Regions from separate parts of the Homo sapiens genome. Here regions 1, 2 and 4 are each linked to region 3. The links are chromatin contacts, found by Hi-C or POLR2A ChIA-PET in ENCODE. All regions are on one chromosome and are shown on one strand. The core of a region is the stretch at or near the end of the contact, and the rest is flanking DNA. Distances in the headings are between cores, read along the strand shown.

Evidence for each region. A loop is a pair of places that touch in the nucleus more often than their neighbours do. ChIA-PET counts read pairs that join two places held with the same protein, here RNA polymerase II (POLR2A). Pooled maps may share reads with other maps.
Region 1: a map of CD4-positive, alpha-beta T cell shows a loop between it and region 3 (5-fold over the local background). The contact joins the promoter of GOLGB1 here to the promoter of TIMMDC1 in region 3. A Hi-C loop is called at or near these places in 2 of 168 maps with a recorded cell type or tissue (CD4-positive, alpha-beta T cell and naive thymus-derived CD4-positive, alpha-beta T cell) and 8 of 50 pooled maps. POLR2A ChIA-PET finds 5 or more read pairs at or near these places in 1 of 52 experiments (PC-3).
Region 2: a loop to region 3 is called in a pooled map, with 19 times the contacts of the local background. The contact joins the promoter of FAM162A here to the promoter of TIMMDC1 in region 3. A Hi-C loop is called at or near these places in 7 of 50 pooled maps.
Region 4: a loop to region 3 is called in a pooled map, with 10 times the contacts of the local background. The contact joins the promoter of HCLS1 here to the promoter of TIMMDC1 in region 3. A Hi-C loop is called at or near these places in 6 of 50 pooled maps.

What each region holds. Positions count from the first base shown.
Region 1 is chr3:121,748,228-121,751,091 of GRCh38, forward strand. It overlaps GOLGB1 (golgin B1), which reads right to left and starts at 1,514. Exons shown (of 22, transcript NM_001366282.2): 1 at 1,405-1,514. RefSeq lists enhancers at 1,172-1,221, 1,242-1,481.
Region 2 is chr3:122,382,821-122,385,736 of GRCh38, forward strand. It overlaps FAM162A (family with sequence similarity 162 member A), which reads left to right and starts at 1,362. Exons shown (of 5, transcript NM_014367.4): 1 at 1,362-1,479. The coding sequence starts at 1,446. MIX23 (mitochondrial matrix import factor 23) reads right to left here and starts at 411. Exons shown (of 5, transcript NM_001017928.4): 1 at 354-411. The coding sequence starts at 404. RefSeq lists enhancers at 1,173-1,673, 1,497-1,546 and a silencer at 1,257-1,406.
Region 3 is chr3:119,497,133-119,499,838 of GRCh38, forward strand. TIMMDC1 (translocase of inner mitochondrial membrane domain containing 1) reads left to right here and starts at 1,415. Exons shown (of 7, transcript NM_016589.4): 1 at 1,415-1,795. The coding sequence starts at 1,602. RefSeq lists an enhancer at 1,155-1,204.
Region 4 is chr3:121,659,460-121,662,327 of GRCh38, forward strand. HCLS1 (hematopoietic cell-specific Lyn substrate 1) reads right to left here and starts at 1,444. Exons shown (of 14, transcript NM_005335.6): 1 at 1,361-1,444. RefSeq lists enhancers at 1,287-1,476, 1,667-1,716.

The sequences.
Region 1 (2,864 bases), core at 264-2,763, 2.3 Mb after region 3:
CCAAGGTGTGGACAAGGCTTTTTAAAAACTTCATTCTTTTACGTTTATACTTTTGCATATTTCATATTATACACAACATATTTACAGTGGTAGTCATACACTATAAATAATTAAACACACAACATTTGGGGAGATGCATGCTCAAAAATGTTTTACTGATAGGGAGTGCAATTAAAAGGTTTGGAAGCTGCTGAGGTAGTAAAAAATATTGATGCAGTGAAAAGAAAAACATTAAATGGTCATTCTGTGGTCAAGGGATGAGAAGTAAAAGCTATGAAGCAGTTAATGTACAATGCCTGCAACTTTTGAGTACTCTTCAACTTTTTCCTGCATCTATTCCAAAACCAAATCCTGCCATTTTTCCAATAGGATATTTCCTGAGTTTGCCCCTTCATAACCATTCTGACCATCTAAATCTTATCAATTCACGCTTTTGGAAAGGCCTCTGGCCCTTATGTAAAGAGCCCTCCACTTGCTTGCATCTTGCACAGAACTGTAAAAAGGTCCTTTAAATGCTCAGACAGCTTCCAACTATCTCCAAAAGTGAAAGTACTTACCCATGATTGTAAATATCCCTGTCCCACTCTCAAACTGTCCGCTCCCCATAGACCAACTGGAGCTCTTTAAATAAGTCAGACAAATATATTCCTCATTCCTCAAAGGACTCACCCTCCCTTTCACATTCCGGTTGTGCAGATTAAACATACTCCACACCATCAAACCAAGTTATTTTTCCTCGAGAACTCTCTTAGAGGTTCCTTTTTCTCTAACAGCCTGCCCACCTCTGATTCCTGGGATTTTCGTGTTGACGGGATCGTTGGGATCTTTCCTCTCTTCTCATCTTTCCAGTAACCCATTAGCATTAGCAGGATTATTGGACAGGCCTCCGTTTGCATTAATATCTCCAATGATTCTGTGATCTCCGCCCTAAAGACCTTTGATTTCTTTTGGTCGCGCCTCCCCTTCGGGACACCAAGTTTGTTTAGGGCCTGAGCACAGGGGCCCAGCAGGTTCTTTCCGACGTCAGCGGCTGCGTACGGAGGCCGACTTAGGCAGGCCGCTCCAGGAACAAGGCCGTGCGGACAGGACTGACCTAGGCGCTTTTCCCCGTCGCTCCCAGAGGAGAAACGTACCGGGGAGGGGACAGACCGTGAGCAAGTGGTCCAAGTCTGCGCAGGGTGACCCCGAAGGCCCACCGGAGAGGCCGAGGCTTGTGGGCTACTAGAACTAGGCCTGGTAGGTGAAGGAGGCGGGTGAAGGGCCGGATCCAGGACTGAATCCGGGAGAGGCGGGGCGAGGAGGGGACTCCGGTGTAGCTGCTTGGGCAGCTCCCGCGGCCCCTCTGGCGGGGGTGACCGTTATTGGACTCGCAGAGGGAAGAGTTGGGTAGCGTCCCCTACTCACCTAGAAGCGCTGCCGCCTGAGGCTCCAGCTGCCCCCCTCCCAATTCAAGCCACGTCAGCTCGGGAAGCCCGTACGCGACACCTTCCACCGCCGCGCCCCGCCAGGGACTCAGCCACTAGCAGTTGGGACGGAAGATGGGATTAAGACACCGACCAATCAGGACTATCGGCAGGACGTTACCAGGGAGACCAGGCACACCTTGTTTGTTACCAACCTATCAACAATGACGGAAACCAATCAACGACAGAAGATGCTCCGCTTCCTCAAAGAAACAGCCAATGGACCCTAAAGAGTGAATGAGGGGAGTGATTAGACGCGAGTAGGTGCCCCGGAACAAGATCTGGGGAGGGACAGGAAGTGTCGAGTGGGCGGGCGTTCTGGGAAAGGTCAGATGTTCTCAGTGTGAAGTGGTTATGCTGGCTTCCTCCAATTCCTCCTCTTCGTCGGTTGTGACTGACCGAGACAGCGGCTTGGGCTTCGGCAGAGACTTGAGACTGCGGGCACCCGCTGCCATTAGGATTGTTGAATGAGCTGTGAGAAGGGAGTGGGGGATATGGGACTCTTAGATTGAAAAAATACTGGAGCCTCTTAGTTGTTCGTCTAGTTTCACCTTTTGATTTTGTTGATGAAAAATAATTAACCACAGAAGTAACTTGCCCAAAGTCAAACAGCGACTTAGTGATGGAACTCGGACTAGAACCCGGTGTCAGTATGAAAGAGGATCAGCAATGTCTGTAAGGACATGATTGTGAGAGAGAGAGTAGTGAATACTAGGAAGGTGCCTCTTACAAAGTGGAGCCTAAGCCAGGACCTAAGCAAAGATTGAGAGTTGAGGGCTCAGGCTCTGCAATGAGTGTCAGTGAGGAGCTCCAGCAAAAGACTGAAATCACTCATGCTTTCCTTAAACCCCTAAGGAAAGGGAAGGAAAGTAGCCAGTTTCCAATGAGCTGTCATTTCAGGCACTCTCTTGGCAATAAGAGTAATGTTAGTTTGAATTTATTGAATCTTGCTGTGCACTCAGCTGGCCCATTGTATGTATACTCATCTTAATGATTACATAACTTCACAATTCAAACATCAGCTAAGTAAGGCCTTTCCTGGCTGCCCATCTTACGGAACTGGAGGTCATTATTCTAAGTGAAATAAGTCTGGCACAGAAAGACAAATATCCCATGGTCTCACTCATGTGGGAGCTTAAAAAGTTGATCTCATGGAGTAGAGATAAGTACCAGAGGCTGGGAAGGTGGAGTTGGGGGAGGGAGGGAAGAGATTGGTTAATGGGTACAAACGTAGATAGAAGGAATAAGTTCAAGTGTTTGATAGCACAGTAGGGTGACTATAGTTAACAATATGTTATATATTTCAAAATAACTAGGAGATTAGAAATGTTCCAAACACAAAAATGATAAATGTTTGAGGTGATAGATATCCTAAACACCCTGATTTGATCATTACACATT
Region 2 (2,916 bases), core at 112-2,611, 2.9 Mb after region 3:
CAAAAGTAGGAGAGGAATGGCAGAAGCTGGAAACTGAGTTCAGGGAACTGCTACAAGATTGTTACAATCCTTATCCACGCATCCCGAGCTTTACCACAGCAGATTACCCAGAGCTTCCCAGACAAGGCCGGAGAGCCGCGGAGAGAACTATGACCCCCCTCCTCCCTCCTCCTACAGAGCAGCCTCGCTCCCTAAGGCCAAACCCGCGCCCCCCATGACCTCCAATGGCTCGAGAAAAGAGCTTTGAATTGCCCGCTTTTTCCAAAGCTGGTTCATACTCCCTCGCAAAGCAGGGAATAGGGTCTGGGGACAAAAGGAGGCACATGCCTGCCACATGAGGAAAACCCCATCACCTGGAACTCGGCGAACTCCTCACAGTTCACACCGCCACTGGGCGCCGCCATATTGGACAAACACGAGGACCCCGCTGCAGGCCAATCACCGCGGAGCAAAGGTGACCGCGGAGTCGCCTGACAAAAAATATAGTACGAGGGGAATCCTTAGGAAAGCTGAGTGCAAGGCTTGAGTTCAACGTGGTCCGCATCCACCTCGGAACCTGTCACCCTGCTGTCCCAACCCTTTTAACATGTCCTCCTGGAACTGGGCCAGATACATGGATCAAAGATTGTCAGACCTTGAAGGGACTGTTTACTCCAATCCCATCTTTTCACAAAAGGGAAACAATTTCCTTGTGGTTCCCCTACCAGGTCGTTGAAGGAAATCTAGGCAAGTGAGGCCTTTCTAATACCTCTCACTCCAGTGCCTAACCTCCTCCCCGGACCCTGGAGCAGGGGGGTCTTTGTTAAGAATTTGGGACCACTAAGAAACGTCAAGAAAAAACGGCATTTCTGGCAGTGTGGGTGGGTATGAGTAAAGTGTTTAGGATGGAGATGATCAAATGTTTTTAGAAAATAGGTAAATAGAAAACAAATTGAAAACATACATGTTAATTTCTCAGATTAGCCTGAGGGATGCTCCAACAAGAGATAGGGCCACTGAGCAGAGTCCAATTATGTGTTTTCTGATAAAAGCATATGTTCATTGAAAACACTGGAAGAGCGGCATACTGGAATACTGGTTTATCTGGTGTATTTCGGGAGTTTACAGATCACGAAAGTTGCACATTTCCTTTCTATTTCACACAGGTACTCCCATGGGTACATATCCGCTAGGGCAAGGGCCCACGGCGCCACACTCCACAGGACCATCTCCGAGGCTGGCTCAGGATGCGGCGCCAGGGGCACTAGGCTGGCGCCGCGGGTCTCCAGCGCGTGGCGCACGTCCTACACGCCCCGCACTGGCGCAGGCCTGTACACCGCGTCGCGCACGCCCCGCCCCCCGGCGCCGCCTGCGTCCTTCCCACTCCAACGCTGGGTGACATTGAGCTCACCAGCGCCACCGTCCCCGGCGAAGTTCTGCGCTGGTCGGCGGAGTAGCAAGTGGCCATGGGGAGCCTCAGCGGTCTGCGCCTGGCAGCAGGTGAGACGCCGGTCGGGATATGGGAGGTAGGGGAGCTGGCCCGGCCGCTGCGGGTGGGGGAATCCTGAAGCCTTCCTGGGCCCCGGAGTGGCTCCATTCCATGACGCACTTTCTCGGTTCCTCAGAATCCTACCTACTTAGTAGCCATGTGGGAGGGAACTAGGTGAGCAGCTGCTGATAGGCATTGGAGACTGCCCGTGAATTACCCTCATCTCCATCCACCCAGCTCCCACCAACTTAACTGCCCACGCGCCTACCCTTCTCCCCACCCCCGTCCTCAGCCTCCCCTGAGCTCAGTCTGTAAAGCACCTACTATCCCTAGACCTCCCCTTTACCCATGCATTCAGCTTTCCACCCTAACCTCCCCTATCTATTGCTCTCCTTGAGTCTTCCCTCTTCCCCCTGCTCCTTCCTCTCTGGAGTTTATCCCAGAAAACCTCCAGTCTGAAGTTTCCCCACTCATTAAATGTCTGATTAGGCCAAGGATTTAGGTCTTAGAGATTAATAATAATTGTTTTCTTAAAATGGAGGATACATTACTTTTAAACACTTATACAATTAATTGATTCGAATTTCTTGGAGGAAGTGTGTAATTGAAGGATCTGCAGTTTGTTTTGGTGGTAGACATTTGTGTGATGACTATTTTGGACTTAGGTAATGAAAGCTTAATTCTTTTTTTTTGGGAGAACCAGCAGAGCCTTGGCATAGTAGGGGTTGAGAAATCAGAGGGCTTGCATTTTGACTCTTTTCTGGGTACCAGAGATCTTTTGTTCAATGGCACACACTACATTATTAAAAAGTTGTTAATTAAATTTTTAAAGGAAAAATAGCCCCAAACTTGGCTATTCAAATAATATAAATATATATTGTAATGTAAATGAAGTAATGCAAAAAAAAAGAGTGAATGTTGCATAGTTTCACAAGTTTGATACATAACCTTCCCCACCTCAAGATTATCCTTTACACAGCTTATCTAGTGTTCCGGTAGAGAATGGACTGGAAAACATGTCTCAAACTAGAGAGTATTATTATATTTACTTCCTTTAAAAGCAAACACTTCTTCCACTAAAATCCTCAATACTATGATTTCATTGATTTTGTCAGTTTTGTTGAACTAATTCACCTAAAATATCTTCTGTACATCCTATTAACATTATGAAGCTTTTCAACAAGGCAAGTGAAAGGATCATTGCTCTGTAAAAAAGTTAAAATGGACTGCATGAAAAGAACTTTGACATCTTGGAACTACTTTGACATCTTTGAACTAATACTGAGTATATTGTAAGTAGTTCATCTTCTTGCTTTGAGAATATATTTATGCATCTTGCATAAATATATTTTTGCATCTCTGCAAACTTCTGATGTGTAAAAACTTCACTATTGACCACTTAACCAAAGCAGAATTCCTTGAGTGATTTAAGAACAATTTATTTTACT
Region 3 (2,706 bases), core at 165-2,664:
CTACATATAGGTTAGAAACAGACTGTACAGCCATTTTCTTGGGCTTTCAGGCCTTGGTAACTTATCTTGGTGCCCACTTCTACCTAACATGGGATAAGCAGTAATCCAGAGCCAGAAGTCAGGAGATCTGAATTATTCAACAAATATTTACTGAGCACCTACTGCGGTTCTAGGTCCTGGAGATACAGAGATGAATATATTTGGTCTGTGATCTCAAGGATAGTTTATTGAGACAGATTAATAGGAAATTATGATGCAGTGTTGTAAGTGCTACGATGAGTGCTGAATCAAATCTCATATCCCAGAGTAGTCTTCATGGCGCTGTCACTAATTGAGCTGGTCACTCTAGTCAGTCACTTCTCAGGGACTTATGTGTAGCATTTCCAGCTATCAAATTCCTAAGTCCACTTACTGTATTCTACTACAGTGTGGCAGTTTTGATTGACAACTAGAAAGGAATCAAGGAGGTGAAGGGATTGGCAAAATGAATAAGGGAGTATGCTTGTTAACAAGGATTGAATGAAATTACACGAATATTGAGAATATTTTAAATGCATTCATTTTAATGAAAACTGTACTTCGAAGCATATGTTAGCAGAGGTTGTAGTGACGGCAAATTATACAAACACTTGATAGAAATTCCAGAAATTCTCCTGCCTTTTGAGAAGCAGTAGGCATATGAACTAAAGGGAGTGAAATCCACCTTAGGAAGACCTGCCAAAAAGCTGATTCTTCAAAAAAGTGTTCTCGAAATCTTAGTGTAACTGGCACCAACACCCATCCCCAATGCCTCGTTTTTTTTCCAGCAGAACTGACAAGGTACAAACGGACCCCGCCCAGCCTGGAAGGCTTCTCTAATGTTGGCAGAGTAGGTTGGACTTGTTTTTGCACAAATCGCCTTTCCCTCTTTCCCTACTCCACTTGCACTGAATATTGCACTTTCTTCCTTACTGAAGCGGGATTCCTGCCTTTTTTTTTTTTTTTTGAGACAGATTTTCGCTCTTGTTGCCCAGGCTGCAGTGCAGTGGTGTGATCTCGGCTCACTGCAACCTCCGCCTCCCGGGTTCAAGCGATTCTCCTACCTCAGCCTCCCGAGTAGCTAGGATTACAGGCGCCCGCCACCATGCCCGGCTAATTCCTGGCATTTTAAATACGATAAATTACTTCAACCTATGACCACCTCAAGCTGAATATAAGTAGCCGCAGACACCGTTTGCATGACCCAGGAACCACAAACACGGAGCGAAGGCCTGCCGGGACCACGCTGAGCTTCACTACTGGCAGCCAACTCACTTCCGGGGGTGCACTCAGCACAGCAGTGGCCCAACCCGCCCTCAACCGGAAGTCTTTTGGGCTCCGGCTTCGCCGTCGCCCCGCCCCCTGGCCTTTGCCCCGGTCGGGCGGGACTTCCTGTGTCGTATTTCCAAGGACTCCAAAGCGAGGCCGGGGACTGAAGGTGTGGGTGTCGAGCCCTCTGGCAGAGGGTTAACCTGGGTCAAATGCACGGATTCTCACCTCGTACAGTTACGCTCTCCCGCGGCACGTCCGCGAGGACTTGAAGTCCTGAGCGCTCAAGTTTGTCCGTAGGTCGAGAGAAGGCCATGGAGGTGCCGCCACCGGCACCGCGGAGCTTTCTCTGTAGAGCATTGTGCCTATTTCCCCGAGTCTTTGCTGCCGAAGCTGTGACTGCCGATTCGGAAGTCCTTGAGGAGCGTCAGAAGCGGCTTCCCTACGTCCCAGAGCCCTATTACCCGGAATCTGGATGGGACCGCCTCCGGGAGCTGTTTGGCAAAGAGTAAAAGTGCCTAGGGTGTGAAGTGGGGTAGGGGGCCGCGAAAGCGGTGTCCTGCAGCGTGGGCAGCCTGGGTCAGCCTTAGGACACCAAGGATGGTGTGCTTCATTTTTAGATTATATTTGAGGTTCTGATATTTGTAACCCAAGCTTGTATCTTTTTTCTTTCTTTTTTTTTTTTTTTTTTCCAGACAGGGTCTTGCTCTGTCGCCCAGGCTGGAGTGCTGTGGTGCTATCTCGGCTCACTGCAACCTCTGCCTCTGGGACTCAAGTGATCCTCCCACCTCAGCCTCCCGATTAATTGGGACTACAGGCGCGCACCACCACGCCCGGCTAATTTTTTTTTAATGTATTTTTTATAGACAGGGTTCTTACCATGTTGCCTAGGCTGGTCTTGAACTCTTGGACTTAGGCGATCCGCCTACCTCGGCCTCCCAAAGTGCTGGGATTACAGGCGTGAGCCACCGCGCCAGCCCAAACTCGTATTTTTCTTTCTTTTTTTTTTTTTTTTCGAGACTGAGTCGCGCTCTATCGCCCAGGCTGGAGTGCAGTGGTGCGATCTTGGCTCACTGCACTCTTCACTTCCCAGGTTCAAGCGGTTCTCCTGCCTCAGCCTCCAGAGTAGCTGGGATTACAGTTGCCCACTACCATGCCCAGCTAATTTTTGTATTTTTAGTAGAGACAGGATTTCACCATTCGCCAGGCTGGTCTGGAACTCCTGACCTCACGTGATCTGCCTGTTTCCGCCTCCCAAAGTGCTGGGATTACAGGCCTGAGCCACCGCGGCTGGACTGCGCCCGGCCTAGAAGGGCAATTATTTTATAGTAACTTAATACTTAAGACAGCTATTTGTTAGAGCAGTCTCAGGATGACATCTTGGAAGCTTCATTAGCAGTTCTAGCTTCTTATGCATTT
Region 4 (2,868 bases), core at 194-2,693, 2.2 Mb after region 3:
ACAACCACTCCTCGGGTTCTCCTGTCTCCACCTAGGCCTTCAGATTCTCCAGTTTTCTATTTCCACTTGAAAGCTCCATCTTCTCCATTGAGCAACCTCTTAAAAACCAGCCCAGGGGAAGTCTGGGTAAATCAGTTAAAGAGATGCTAAGGGGACACCGGAGAGATATTGACTGAGTCAGCCGGGAGTCATGGCTGAAAGCAGCTTGGCTTTCCCTGATGCGGTTGGAGACAGCAAAACATCCTTACTACCTGCATCCTTACTACCCCTCTGCTTCTCATCCCCTGGCTCCTGGGCTGCTGTGCAACAACAAAAGGACTGTCACACAGAAAACTGGAATGGAGAAGTTTCTGAAATAGTCATGAGCAATAAGGAAGCAATGAGGACTGATGGTCCCATCCTCCTTCCTGTGGCTCCTCTGAGGCCTCAGCCTGACTCTCCCATTCACCCATTTTTGAAATAAAGAGTTTCTGAAATAGAGACAATTTATCTAATATCCTTGACCTATTGACCAGAAACCAGAAAGGTAAGAAGTGCTATCTAGAGGTGAGAACCAGAGAGTAATCTGGTGAGGCCTTGTTGCGATGCTGACCTCCTGCATCAAAGTACACAGACTGGGAGTCAGAAGCCCTGGCTGTCACCCCAGCTCTGTGACTAAGCCTCTGAGGGACCATCACAAGGGCATCAACAGAGTAGGTACTCATTTGCCAGGTATCAGACCAGGCGATTAAGAAATACTAACTTTAATAATTTGGCAAATCAGCAATTATCTCTGATTTTCCCAGTGGAAAATAATGAAGGGGTTAACGTAGCTCATCTGTGGTCTCCTTGATTTCTGACATTCTGAGATTCTGTGATCTACGAACACAGAAACTAGCCCCAGCAGAACAATCATGCCTTCTCTTGGGCTCCATCAGCACTTGGTACTCAGTGCTAGTGTACATCAGTGACTACTTCCTGATCTGTTACATTTCCTGTGTGGGTTTGTTTCCCTGAGACCATATGCTCTTCAAGGGCAGACACTGTTTTCGTCTCCTGTGGTCCTCCTCCCAGCTCAGTACCTAGGGGAGACAGGCCTTAGAGTGGGTTGTAGATTGTCAGCAGAAACCAGGCAACACTTTGCTTGATGTTGGTGCTAGATGGCTCCTGAAACACTTGCCTTGGGTTTAAGCCCCTCCCTTTTGTTTCTATCTCCAGATGCTGATTTGCTACAACCACTCACAACCAGGCCTTCTGGCCATAAAAGGATAAAAGCCTACTAGTGGTGACCTTGCCCATCACCAAGGACTAAGAGCCAGGTAGGTTCCTCCTCAACTCTTACTCTGTGTTTCCCAACTGTCCCATGGCTCAGAGTACCCACCTCCACCTGTGCAAGCCTCTGTTCTAAGCGCCCGGCTCCTCGCGTCCACACCGACTCCCTCTCTGGCTGCTGCCACTTCGGAGTGAGAAACTGAGCTGCTGCTTCAGTTCCGTATTCAGGTTTTCGTCATTTCCTGCCACCCCATCCTCACAGCTACTTCCTGAAATTTGAGTCAGTTCCTTCTGCTTTAGACACTTAAATTTTAAAAGGATTAAATGTTTCTGTGCCTGGTCTTTTGCAAGGTTTTGACAATGGGGGTCATAGAGCAGTCATAGAAAATGCTGCTTTGACTCTGAGTTTGTAATCCAGTGAGAGAAACAAACATTCAACCAGAAAACACATTAGAGAATGCTGTAGAACAGCATTGTGTCCTAAATAGGGTGGCAGTTACATTTGAGACAGTAAAGGAATTCAGAGCATTTGGTATTGGGTGTATTCATCAAGAAAGGCTTTATGGGAAAAGTGATTTATATGTGGGTTTTGAAGCATAAGACTTAAAAAGAAACTCACCCCTATATTACCCACAGCACTTAAAAGTGGAGTTTTCATATAGATGTTCAAATAAACGTCGACCAATTGAATGCCAGAAGAGAATAACTCATGAGGGAAAAGGCAAGACATGGAAGGAGAGTTTCCTAGCTTGTTTGGGGCACTGTGGAGTCTGAGCTAACAAACTAAAGATTTGGCTCTAGAGCGTAGGAAGAATTCTGAAAGAACCAGGTGCTGGTCAGCTGATGGAAGAAGGTCTTTGTGGTATCCTGTTTTACTGCGTGTCAAGACTTGCTGCCCCTCCCTTCCCTCTTGAAGTCAGACTTACTCAGGTGACTTGTTTTGGCCAGTGACAGATACCACTTTCTGGCGGAGGCCGTAAGACCACTGCAAGCTTTGCCATGCTTTCACCACTGCCCAAGGCAACCTGCAATTCTCCATATTGGCTCCTCCAGCAGACTGGGTCCCTGAGTGAGAAAGAACACAAGTGGAGCCCCATCCACCATGTGGGGGAATTGGAGTCTTTCACTAAAAAATAGTCCTTTGTTTTGGCTACTGAGAATTTGAGGGTGTCTGTTATTGTATCTGACCTAGCCTTTCCTAATCTTGATTGTGGACTTCTTGATTTGTTCACAACGGTGCATCCTCCAAGGAGTTTAAGCAGGACTGGATGAAACTGGCCCATGATACAGGCACTTTTCTGCATTAGGAATATGAAGCCTCTGTCACTTCCAAATCTAAGGATTCTATGCCTGGGGGAGCTTTATTTATTCCTTCTACTTTATTACCTATTTATCATGGTGGTACCAAAGTTATGATAAGGAAGAGTACGTTTGTACAAGAGAAAAATCACTTGGAATCCTCATGTAGTGTCAAAATACGATTTAGACTAGATGATGTGACACACCATCCAGGTACATAGTTCTCTAGAGAAAATATAGAAATTAATCAGAGATGACACCAAGAAGTCCCATCTTTCCTTAGCAAATGTCACAAGTTCATTACTGATGAGGTAGTGA